Regions from separate parts of the Homo sapiens genome. Here region 1 is linked to region 2. The links are chromatin contacts, found by Hi-C or POLR2A ChIA-PET in ENCODE. All regions are on one chromosome and are shown on one strand. The core of a region is the stretch at or near the end of the contact, and the rest is flanking DNA. Distances in the headings are between cores, read along the strand shown. Region 1 has its middle 25 kb from the start of AGAP1. Region 2 has its middle 60 kb from the start of AGAP1.

The links. A loop is a pair of places that touch in the nucleus more often than their neighbours do. ChIA-PET counts read pairs that join two places held with the same protein, here RNA polymerase II (POLR2A).
Region 1: a loop to region 2 is called in a map of psoas muscle, with 5 times the contacts of the local background. The contact joins two enhancer-like sites. A Hi-C loop is called at or near these places in 1 of 168 maps with a recorded cell type or tissue (psoas muscle) and 1 of 37 single-sample maps with no recorded cell type. POLR2A ChIA-PET finds 5 or more read pairs at or near these places in 2 of 52 experiments (IMR-90 and WTC11).

What each region holds. Positions count from the first base shown.
Region 1 is chr2:235,466,297-235,471,839 of GRCh38, reverse strand. No RefSeq gene overlaps it. Among named protein-coding and RNA genes, the nearest start is that of AGAP1, 25 kb to the left of the region's middle. Within about 2 kb of position 2,664, at least 6 of the 41 ENCODE cell types and tissues checked have a DNase peak (open chromatin) inside an H3K27ac peak, as active enhancers do.
Region 2 is chr2:235,431,197-235,436,784 of GRCh38, reverse strand. No RefSeq gene overlaps it. Among named protein-coding and RNA genes, the nearest start is that of AGAP1, 60 kb to the left of the region's middle. Within about 2 kb of position 2,629, at least 13 of the 41 ENCODE cell types and tissues checked have a DNase peak (open chromatin) inside an H3K27ac peak, as active enhancers do.

The sequences.
Region 1 (5,543 bases), core at 1,415-3,914, 35 kb before region 2:
AAATGCATAAAATCTACATGACTTGCACATGCACTGGACCTGGATGTGGACCTTTTAGTTTGGATGGAAGGAGTGCTGGGGCTGAGTGGGAGAGTGAGGGCCAATGCTCCCCGGCTCCAGCCTCCCAGGGTACAAGTGTGCAGGTTGGGTCAGAGCAGGGTTCCTAGTCTTGCCCTGCTTGTTCAAGCAGCTTCACCCACCAGTTCTGGTCTCATGGGTACCATTTTTGCTCCCTGGAGGAATCCCTATGGCCAAAGTGTACACCCACTGGGAACTGTCCAGCACTGCAGAGCATAAGACGTGGGTGAGGGGCATATTGGCAGGGAGACCATCTTTTTTCCATCTTGCCTCAAAACAGAGAGCCCCTGGCCAGTCGTGGACTGTTTGGTCATGGCGATAGAAGGGGATGAGGACTGACCTGGGGGCAGTTTGGAACAGGTGATGCAATGGAAGCCAAACTTTGTGAAGCTTGCTCCAATGCTCAGCTATTGCATCACCTGTCTCCAAGGTGCTGGCAACGTCAGGAGGCCAATGATGCTCTTAGAGATTCTCTAAAGCAAACAAGCCCATCCTCATTATGCTGCTCCAGGATCCTGGGGAAGCTGGCAAGGTCCTGGTGGTGGTGTCAGGTCACCCTAAGATCTGAGCAGACTGGAGGTGCAGGAACCTGACAGGTGATTGTTAAGTGGCAGATTTAGGTCTAGAATGCCACCGCCTCATTCTCAGTGTGCTTCAGCTGAGCTCATATCCAGTGATTGTCAATTACAAACAAACAAGGTTGGAATCAGTCTGCTGGTCTCAACATGGAAATCAAACTTGCCCACCTCTCTGTTTTAATGACTTCCCCCAAAACTCTGTTAAAGGTGTAGAGCTCGTGTTCCCTCTTCTCACATCATATAGGCTTTTCTGCAGAGAAGAGGCTGGTGGAGTGGTATGTCCATGGACAAGCTGGGCTCAGATGGTCCAAGAGCTTCCCTGGTGGGCAGGGCTACTGCTATGGACTGAATTGTGTTCCACCACCCCAATGCATATGTTGAAATGCTAACCCCCAATCTGATTGTATTTGGAGATAAGGCTTTCAGGAAGTACTTAAGGTTAAATGTCGTTCTAAGAATGTGGTCCTAATCTGATAGGGTTGGTGGCCTTATGGAAGATCTTGTTCTCTCTGTCTTTCTGAGTGCACCAACCAAGAAAATGCCATGCGAAGACATAGCAAGAAAGTGGTCATCTGCAAACTAAGAACACAGCCCTCAGCAGAACCCAATCATGCTGGCACCCTGATCTTGGACTTCCAGCCTCCAGAACTGTGAGAAATAAATTTCAGTTTCTTAAGTCTATAGTATTTTGTTATAGCAGCCCCAACTGACCAAAATAGCTACTGTCTTCCTGGCTTCCTGGCTCTATTCTTGTCTGAGCAATTCCTCCCAGCAACTCATAGGCACAGAACACCATTATAACCCAGCTGGAAAGCAATGTGGCAACATGTTGCAAAAATGGTTATGCCTTTGGCCTTGTCGTTCCAGTCCTGAGTATTTTTAGGAAGCAATTTAACAGGAGGAAAAAACTGCGTACATTGAAAATGCTCCCTGGAATGATATCTTGTAGGTCATCAAATCAAAAGTATTTAACAATATATAACTATCCAACAATAGGGAACTGTGTGTCAACTTGGTAAAATGTGGTACAGTAAGACCGCAAGTAGTAAGGTTATACAGAGATATGGAAAATATATATATATATATATATATATATATATATATATATATATATATATATATATTAGATGCAGTTTCGCTCTTGTCATCCAGGCTGGAGTGCAATGGCATGATCTCCACTCACTGCAACCTCTATCTCCAGGTTCAAGTGATTCTCCTGCCTCAGCCTCCCGATTAGCTGAGATTACAGGCACCCGCCACCACGCCCAGCTAAATTTTGTATTTTTAGTATAGATGGGGTTTCACCACGTTGGCCAGGCTGGTCTCGAACTCCCAGCCTCAAGTGATCCACCTGCCTTGGCCTCCCAAAGTGCTGGGATTACAAGCGTGAGCCACCACACCCTGCTGAAAATAGATTTTATAGTATATAGTTTAAAAAGGCAAAATGCTACAACTTGTGAGTATTTTAATTAGAAATATGAAAAACATGCACCCATGCATAGGAAGATAGGAAGAAAATATGCCAATTAATTAACTTAGGGTGGTGGGATGTTAGGAATTTAAGCAATTTTTCCTTATGCTTGAAGTTTCATTGTTTCTACAGAGAACAAAACAAGGCTTATGCTTGTCAGCCTGCATCCTGAGCAGAGCCTGTTTTTCTCCTCCAGCTAAGAGTTTCCAGACCCACAAGAGGCCTTTGATGCCACAGTCCCATGGGGCTGTATTTTATAATAGAAGAGAATATCCACTTGTTACAGGAACTGCATCCTACACAGCAGTGTAAACCGTCACCGCAGTCCCCCGACAGCCTTCTCTGCACCTTTCCATTAACCTCGCACCTGAGCTCACCTCTGGTTAATAGAAAAACCTCCATAAAGCCTGGAGCCAAGACTAACTTCAATTTTCCACAGCTTTACACTGGCCAGCCATTTCTCACACTGGGGTGTCACATGATTTGCTTCTCATGACAAAATTCCCTGGAACCAGATCCTTCTCTGAGTCAGAGCTGAGTCCTCAAGCTGAGCTGAGTATCGGGTAGCAGGAGGGAGGTTATGCTCAGCCTGGCCATTTTTGACATTGAGACATCAGGAACGGGACTGCCTCCACTTCCCTTCCCAGTGACGGGCAGGAGCATCTCCTGCTTCCGTGTGTGCCGGGGCAGAGTCCATCTGACAGCCCCTAGACTCACAGGGTCTTTTTATCTACATTACTCAGGTGCACGCTGTCCTTCGGAATTAAATTTACACAGGAAGTGGTGAATATTCTCCATTGATACAGCACCTTTATTTACTTTTGAGTCTGTTTTATTTTCAATGTAAACAAATGAATATATGGCAAAAAAAACACCCCAAAAAACACAAAATGATCTAAAGAAAGAAACAAAACTATATCCCCACCCACCAGTTCTACTCACTGGGAGTAATTATTGGCAAATTCCTACGTATCCTCGGGTCTATCTTGTTTGCATATGAGCAAAATCTGTATGAATATTCTGTATACCTTAAAAACAAAACAGGACCAAGTTAGGATCATACTGCGCTTTGTTCTAGCCCTACGCTTTTCACTTAATTATATATCTTGGGGATCTTATCAGCACATATATACTTTAAATTTTTTATTTTTGTGGGTACATGGTAGGTGTATATATTTATGGGGTACATGGGATGTTTAGATACAGGCATGTAATGTGTAATAATCACATTCTGGAGAATGACGTATCCATCCCCTCAAGCATTTATCCTCTGTATCATAAATAATCCAATTATACTCTTATTCTAAAATATACAACGAAATTATTATTGACTATAGTCACCTCATTGCAACACTTTTTTTTTTTTTTTTTTTTTTGAGATGGAGTCTTACTCTGTCACCAAGCTGGAGTGCAATGGCGTGATCTCGGCTTACTGCAACCTCCGATTCCCTGGTTCTCTTGCCTGGCTTCCCGAGTAGCTAGGATTACAGGCATGAGCCACCATGCCCAGCTAATTTTTGTATTTTTAGTAGAGACGAGGTTTCACCATGTTGACCAGGCTGGTCTCAATCTCCTGACCTCGTGATCCGTCCGCCTTGGCCCCCCAAAGTGTTGGGATTACAGGTGTGAGCCACTGTGCCTGGCCAACACATATATTTTTAATGGGTGCATAGTATCTTACTTATAGCTGTAGCATAATTTATTTACATAGACATAATTTATTTAATAGACATTTCAGGGATTTTTCTTTTTTTAAAATAACAAATGCAGCTGCAAGTGAGCATTTTGTGCACATAACTTTGTGCACATTTCAAAGTATATTTGTAGGGAATTTTTTTTTTTTTAAGACAGGGTCTGGCTCTGTCACCCAGGCTGAAATATGATGGCATAATCATGATTCACTACAGCCTCCACATCCTGGGCTTAAGCAATCCTTCCTCCTTAGCCTACTGAGTAACTGGGACCACAGGCACGTACCACCAAACCCGGCTTATTTTTGTATTTTTGGTAGAGATTGGGTCTCACTATGTTGCCCAGGCTGGTCTCGTACTCCTGACGGAGCTGAGGCCAGGTGTTCGAGACCAGCCTGGGCAACATAGTGAGAGGCCAGCCTGAGTCTCCCAGAGTGCTGGGATTACCTGTGTGAGCCACTGTGCCCAGCCTGGTAAATTTTTAATGATGGAAATACTAGGTCAAAGGTAACATGCACTTAAAATGTTGATTTCTGCTGGCAAACTGAATAAACTGCTGTAGTTTATTCTTCTACCATCAATGTGTGAACCTACCAGATTTTCCACATTCTAGCAAATGATGCATGCAAACTGTTTAATTTTCCCAATGATAGTTGAAAAGTGGCCTCTTCCATTATTTAATGATGATACTATCATTATTTAATTTGCATTTTCTCAATTCTGAGGTTAAACATCCTTTAATGTATTTGTTGGCCATTTATATCTTTTTGGTTCAGTGAAATGCCCTGTTCTTGACACATTTTTTTCCTCTTGGGTTTTTGTCCTTCTATATTATTTTATTAAGGAAATTAGCTCTTTTTCTGCTTGTAGATTATAAATCTGGTTTTTTTGTTTGTTTGTTTTACCATTTGAAGCCTGTTTATTAGATTATTTTTCACAAAGAGGAAATTTTAAATTTTTATTTAGCAATTTGAACAATTGTTCTCTGTTTTTTAAGTTCTTGCATTGGTTTTTAGGTTTTGCATTGATTTATCTCCATTCCAAGATTTAAAAATCCATGTTTTGTTTTCTTCTAGTGCTTTAATAAGATATATTTTTAGGCCAGGCACGGTGGCTCACGCCTGTAATTCCAGCACTTTGGGAGGCCAAGGCTGGTGAATCATGAGGTCAGGAGTTTGAGACCAGCCTGGCCAACATGGTGAAACACTGTCTCTACTAAAAATACAAAAATTAGCTGGGCGTGGTGGCGCGTGCCTGTAGTCCCAGCTACTCGGGAGGCTGAGGCAGGAGAATCACTTGAACCCAGGAGGCAGAAGTTGTAGGGAGCTGAGATCACGCCACTGCACTCCAGCCTGGTGACAGAGCGAGACTCTGTCTCAGTAATAATAATAATAATAATAATAATAATAATAATAATAATGTTCACTTTTACATTTAAATCTTTGAACAGTCCAAAGCAGCTTCATTCAGTAGAACCTCCTGTGTTGATGGAAATGTTCTGTGTTGTCCAATATGGCAGCCACCAGCCCCATGTGGCTCTTGAGCACTTGAATTGTGACTAATGCAACTGAATATGAGTTTTTACCATTATTTAATTTAAATTAATTTAACTGTAAAGAGCTCCAGGCGACTGGTGGCTACATTATTACAACTAGAGTTTATTCTGGTTTTAAGATTGCAGGAAGAGCCAGGCGCGGTGGCTCATGCTGTTAATCCCAGTACTTT
Region 2 (5,588 bases), core at 1,380-3,879:
ACTTTGGGAGGTTGAGGTGGGTGGATCACCTGAGGTCAGGAGTTCGAGACTAGCCTGGCCAACATGGTAAAACCCTGTCTCTACTAAAAATACGAAAATCAGCTGGTTGTGGTGGCATGCACCTGTAATCCCAGCTACTTGGGAGGCTGAGGCAGGAGAATCGGCTTGAACCCAGGAGGCGGAGGTTGCAGTAAGCCGAGATCATGCCACTGCACTCAGCCTGGGTAACAGAGCGAGACTCCATCTAAAATAAACAAATAAATAAATAAATAAATAAATAAATAAATAAATAACAGGGCCTATTCCTTTTACAAGCAGTTGAAATATAAGCTTGAGTGGCTGCAGTAAGAATAAATTCTGAGTCTCCATTCAAAATCATTCTAATAGGCCCCGCACTTCTAATGTGCTATTTGCCTCTGGTCCCTAGACCATTTGTTTGTTCATTTGCTCATTCATTCATTCATCAACCTGCTAAGTATTTAGGGAATGTGAAATTTTTCACATAGAGTCTCTGCCCTCAAGAAGCTATAGTCTAAAGACTAAGATGACAACTGGCTCCATTGAAGGGCAAGATAATAGTAATAATATCAATTAATCAATTAATTAACCTAGTAATTTAGTAAATAGTTATGGAATGCACTCAACAACATTTCTGGGGAAATGTGAGTAAACAAGTCCAAGTCCTCGCCCTCATGGGATTAGCACTCTGTTTAGGAGAGGCGGACAATAAACAAATACATGTGTAAAACATCGGTGTGTCAGCTGATGACATGTGTTGAAACTAGGGAATGGGGCCGGGCGCAGTGGCTCATGCCTGCAATCCCAGCACTTTGGGAGGCCGAGGCAGGTGGATCACCTGAGGTCAGGAGTTTGAGAGCAGCCTGACCAACATGGTGAAACCCCATCTCTACTAAAAAAATACAAAAAATATTAGCCGGGCGTTGTGGCGCATGCCTGTAATCACAGCTACTCAGGAGGCTGAGGCAGGAGAATCGTTTGAACCCAGGAGGCGGAGGTTGTGGTGAGCCAAGAGTGCACCATGGCACTCCAGTCTGGGCAACAAGAGCGAAACTCCATCTCATAAAAAAAAAAAAAAAAAAGAGAAAGTAGGGAATGGGACAGGGAGTGCCAGATCGGGAGAGTGCGAGATCAGGGTGGTCAGAACAGGGTTCATTGAGAGGTGACATTTGACCTCTGCGTGTGGAGTTGCTTACTTCCCTGGCGAAAAGCATGTCCGGCAATGGAAAGAGGCAGTGTACTGGCTGGGGATCTGGTCTGCTGAGACAGAGCCTTATATAATGTTGCGTAGTCACAGACTGACATCCCATCACCTTTGCCATATTCTGTTAGTTGGAAGCAAGTGACAGGTCTTGCCCACACCCAAGCAGAGGGCACCACAGGAAGGTGCCAACACCAGGAAGCTGGGATCATGGGGACTGTTTCAGAGTCTTTCCACAACAGGGCATTTTTCAAGGAGGCCAAATGGCATTTGAGGTTCAGAAACCCACCTCTCTGACAACAGCCCACCTAAGCACATGGAGAGTTTCTCTGTCCTACAAGTTTATTGAGAACGGGGACCTCTGCCTTATGTATTCCTGTACGTTCAGATTCTAGCTCAACGCCAGACACATAGTTGGCACTCAAAAAAAATGTTTGTGGCAATGAATTAAACGAATGAAGTTGTGTTGCATTACAGAATAGTGAAGTAACTGGCAAAGGGGGACCATTCCGTCCAACACTGAAGGAGATGGAGAAGACGAAGGTGAAAGAAGGTACAAAATAAACACATCTGAAATGGAAAGGGAATGGATATAGACAGTTTTGCATGCTTTCTGAAATATTTAAGATCTTCTTATTATTAAAGAGTTGTGTAAGGCAGTCACTAGGAACGAGAAATTGTCCCCCTCCAACAGGGCATGCTGTGCACATGATAAGCCTTTCCTGATAGGGAGGTTGGAGGAGCAGATGAGCAGAACACCGAATCTGGGGGACATCCTCAGGAGGGTCCCCAAACCTTATGATATTGTTAGGGTGAAGGGTTTACAGTCTGACCTGGATTATATTTCATGCAGTCATGAACAGCTGTGGGAAAATTATGACCACAGAGCATTGATTAACTGACCAATGTCAACATAAATGATGGTTTTTGGTGGGGTATAGTGGCTTAAGCCTGTAATCCCAACACTTTGGGAGGCCAACAGGTGAATTGCTTGACCTCCGGAGTTCGAGACCAACCTGCGCAACATGGTGAAACTTTGTCTCTACCAAAAATATAAAAACTAGCAAGATGTGGTGGCACACACCTGTGGTCCTAGCTATTCAGGAGGCTGAGGTGGGAGGATCACTGGAGCCCAGGTGGTGGAGGTTGCAGTGAGCTGTGATCATGTCACTGTACTCCAGCCTGGGTGACAGAGCAGGACCCTGTCTCAAAAAAAAAAGAAAGAAAGAAAGAAAAAAGGATAGTTTTCTATAGTGCTTCACCTGGTCCTGGTCAACATTTAAAAAACCTGAAGCTCCCTTGCTCAGTAGGGTCTATTGCTCTTTGGTGACATTTGTTCAAGTCACAGTTCCTCAGCTTAGATCAGCTGTGTCACTGGCCTTGCACAGTTCCCTTCCTGGCTATGATGGATGCCAAGGTGGCTGTCTTCCAAGTTCCGTCATTTCCACTGCACTCATTAGATCTTGTGTTGCTCAGCCTTATATCAGCAGTGTCAGTTCCTCTCCTAGCCGTGGCCATCTTCTTAGCGTGAACTTGTTATTAAAACTAGCTAAGACCTTTCCAGAGGCTCTTCTTTTAGCCAAATGAGACATCTGGTGGACACCCAGCTCCTCCATATATTTCAAACCACACTTTGTTTTTGCGATGGATTTGTGATTTAGGATGTAGGATGTGTGTGATTTAGGTGTAGGATGGAGTCATATGCCTCCTCTGAAAGGCCACACTTTCTCCCAGCTGAGTTGTTTTCCTTTCCTGGAATCAGCCTTCTTCTCCCCCCACTCCTCTCCTCCCCAAATGAGTTTCTACTCTTTCTCCATAGTTGCATTTACAAGCTCAAAATTCTGCCTAACTCAGCTGACAGTTTCAAGGCAAGCTTAGAGCAGCTCCCTTTGGTGTACAAAATGAGAATTCTTTTTAATGATGGTGAAATATTTAAGGCTGAATTATACTACTCAACTTAAACCCTTTAATGGAAATTACAAAAATATTTCCCTTATAACCATTTAAACCTGCCAAAAAGGTCACGAATGTGCAAGGAAGCATTTCAAGGTCACGCTGGAGACCGTGTCCTGGGCTGTGATTCAATTTTCGGTTGGGAGGAGGGCACACATGTGAAGTGGCGTCCCTTCTAGCTTTGGGGAAGTTATTTCTGTAAGTCCGGGGAATGTCTCCGTGGGTCCTGGGCAAGTGGCTCTTTTCTCGGCTATGTTCTCCGAGGGGAGAGAGCCTGTCTGCTTGGGTCAAGTCATGTCCTGTGAAGCCAGAGTGCTGTGAAGGTTCTTGGCACGGACTAGCTTTTGTGCCCTTAGCCACAGTGGTCTTTCCCTTGGGCTCCTTCCAACAGGATGGTGTGGGCATACGGTGCCAAATGGCCCTGAAATAGAGTCAGGGATGTGAGCACAGAGTAGACAGCTGCCTTGTAGCCTGACATCCGCCTAAACGCCCCACTCCATTCACAGGGCACAGGAAGAAAACCTGCTTACGTTCACATCACAGACCGGCATGAGTGCATTCTCACAGTTGAATTTTCTATATTTAGGCTTTTCCTTCATCTAGGGAAGCACCTGCAGGTTACTAATACCCCAAGGTGCTGATTGTTTTTTTTTTTTTTTCTAGAAATCAACACATCTAGGGGTTAATAGGCTAGAATGACACAAAAATAGTCCGGTACTTGCAACCACTAAAATATGTTAAAAACGAGCAGAGGAGTTATTCTAGACAGTTGGCACAAAAGTCAGAGCATCTTACTAAATAAAAGCTCATCTTGGAAACTTAGCATTGCTTTATTATACAAGTAATATGTGATCATTGCTGAAATATCGGAAGATTCAGATAAAGCAGGAGAAAACATGGGGAAAATACTTGTAATCAGAGGTAGCATTTAAGGACTTCTGAATGTCCTTGCAGAGTATTCCCCGTGTTATGTGGAAATAAATCACATGCCATTTATAACCTTTTTTTTTTTTTTTTTTTTGGGATGGAGTCTCACTCTGTCGCCCAGGCTGGAGTGCAGTATCCTGGCTCACTGCAACCTCTGCCTCCCAGGTTCAAGCGATTCTCCTGCCTCAGCCTCTTGAGTAGCTGGGATTACAGGCACCCACCGCCACATCTGGCTAATTTTTTTTTTGTATTTTTAGTGGTGATGGGGTTTCACCATGTTGGTCAGGCTGGTCTCGAACTCCTGACCTCAAATGATCCACCCACCTCGGCCTCCCAAAGTGCAGGGATTACAGGCGTGAGCCACCTTGCCCAGCCAGAACCTGCTTTTTTACTTAATATATTATGAATAACTTTCTATATTGATTAATTTATTTCTGCAGTATAACTTTTAAGGGCTGCACATTATTTCATCATATAGTTGTGCCATAATTTACTGAATTGATTCCTTAATTCTTGACTGATTAAATAGCTTCTAATCTTTCACCACAATTTTTCTAACAATAGTCATGAATGTTTGTAACATTTTTGTTTTGTGTCCCAGGTACACAGGATTGGATTGGGCATTATCTCCAGCTTGGGGCACTCTATCTTCATTAATCCATTTAAAAAAATATTTCCTATTATTTTTTTTTTCTTCTTCACCCTCATTCCACGTCTCACTCCATTTCTCCCCCTAGATCCTACTTTTGAGTAATTTCTGTGGTCCTTCCGATCTATCTTCCATTTTCTACACCTTTATTTACATGCAGGTGTAACTGGTGAAAGATATATATTGCTTTACGTGTTTTAAAATGTGAACTTCTTAATTTTCCTTCAACATTACGTAGTGAGCATTTCTTATGTTGGTTTGTGTAGCTTCCTTCCTCCCTTTTGATTTCTGGGGCTTATTCAATCACGTGCAGGAACTGAATGTCGTGTGTCTTTCCATCCTGGTGCTGGACTTTTAGATTATTCCTAACTTTATGCTATTATAAGCAATGCTGTAAGGAACATCCTCATAAATGTACTCTAGTGGCCTGATGTGCAAGTTTATTGGAGGTATTTACCCTGGAGTTGAATTTCTAGGTACCATTACATGTGCAGAGTAATTTCCATTAATTAGCTTTGCCAGTTTATACTCCTACTAATGGTATATGGGGACTCATGCACTGCCCCCCACCCCCCAATAGGATCTCGTTTAAAATTGTGGGCCAATCTGATAGTTACAAAGTGACCATTTTTACTGATTTAATTTATGATTACTAATAGGGACATTTCATTATGTGTTTTTAGCTATTTTTTTTCCATCTGTGAATAAACTCTTCATAGCCTTTTACCACCTTCTATTTTTTCATTATACATTCTAGGCTTAATTTTCTTTGTTATATATGCTGAGGTCATCCTTCAGTCAATTATCTGCCTATTAATTTTATCTCTGAATTGAAATCTT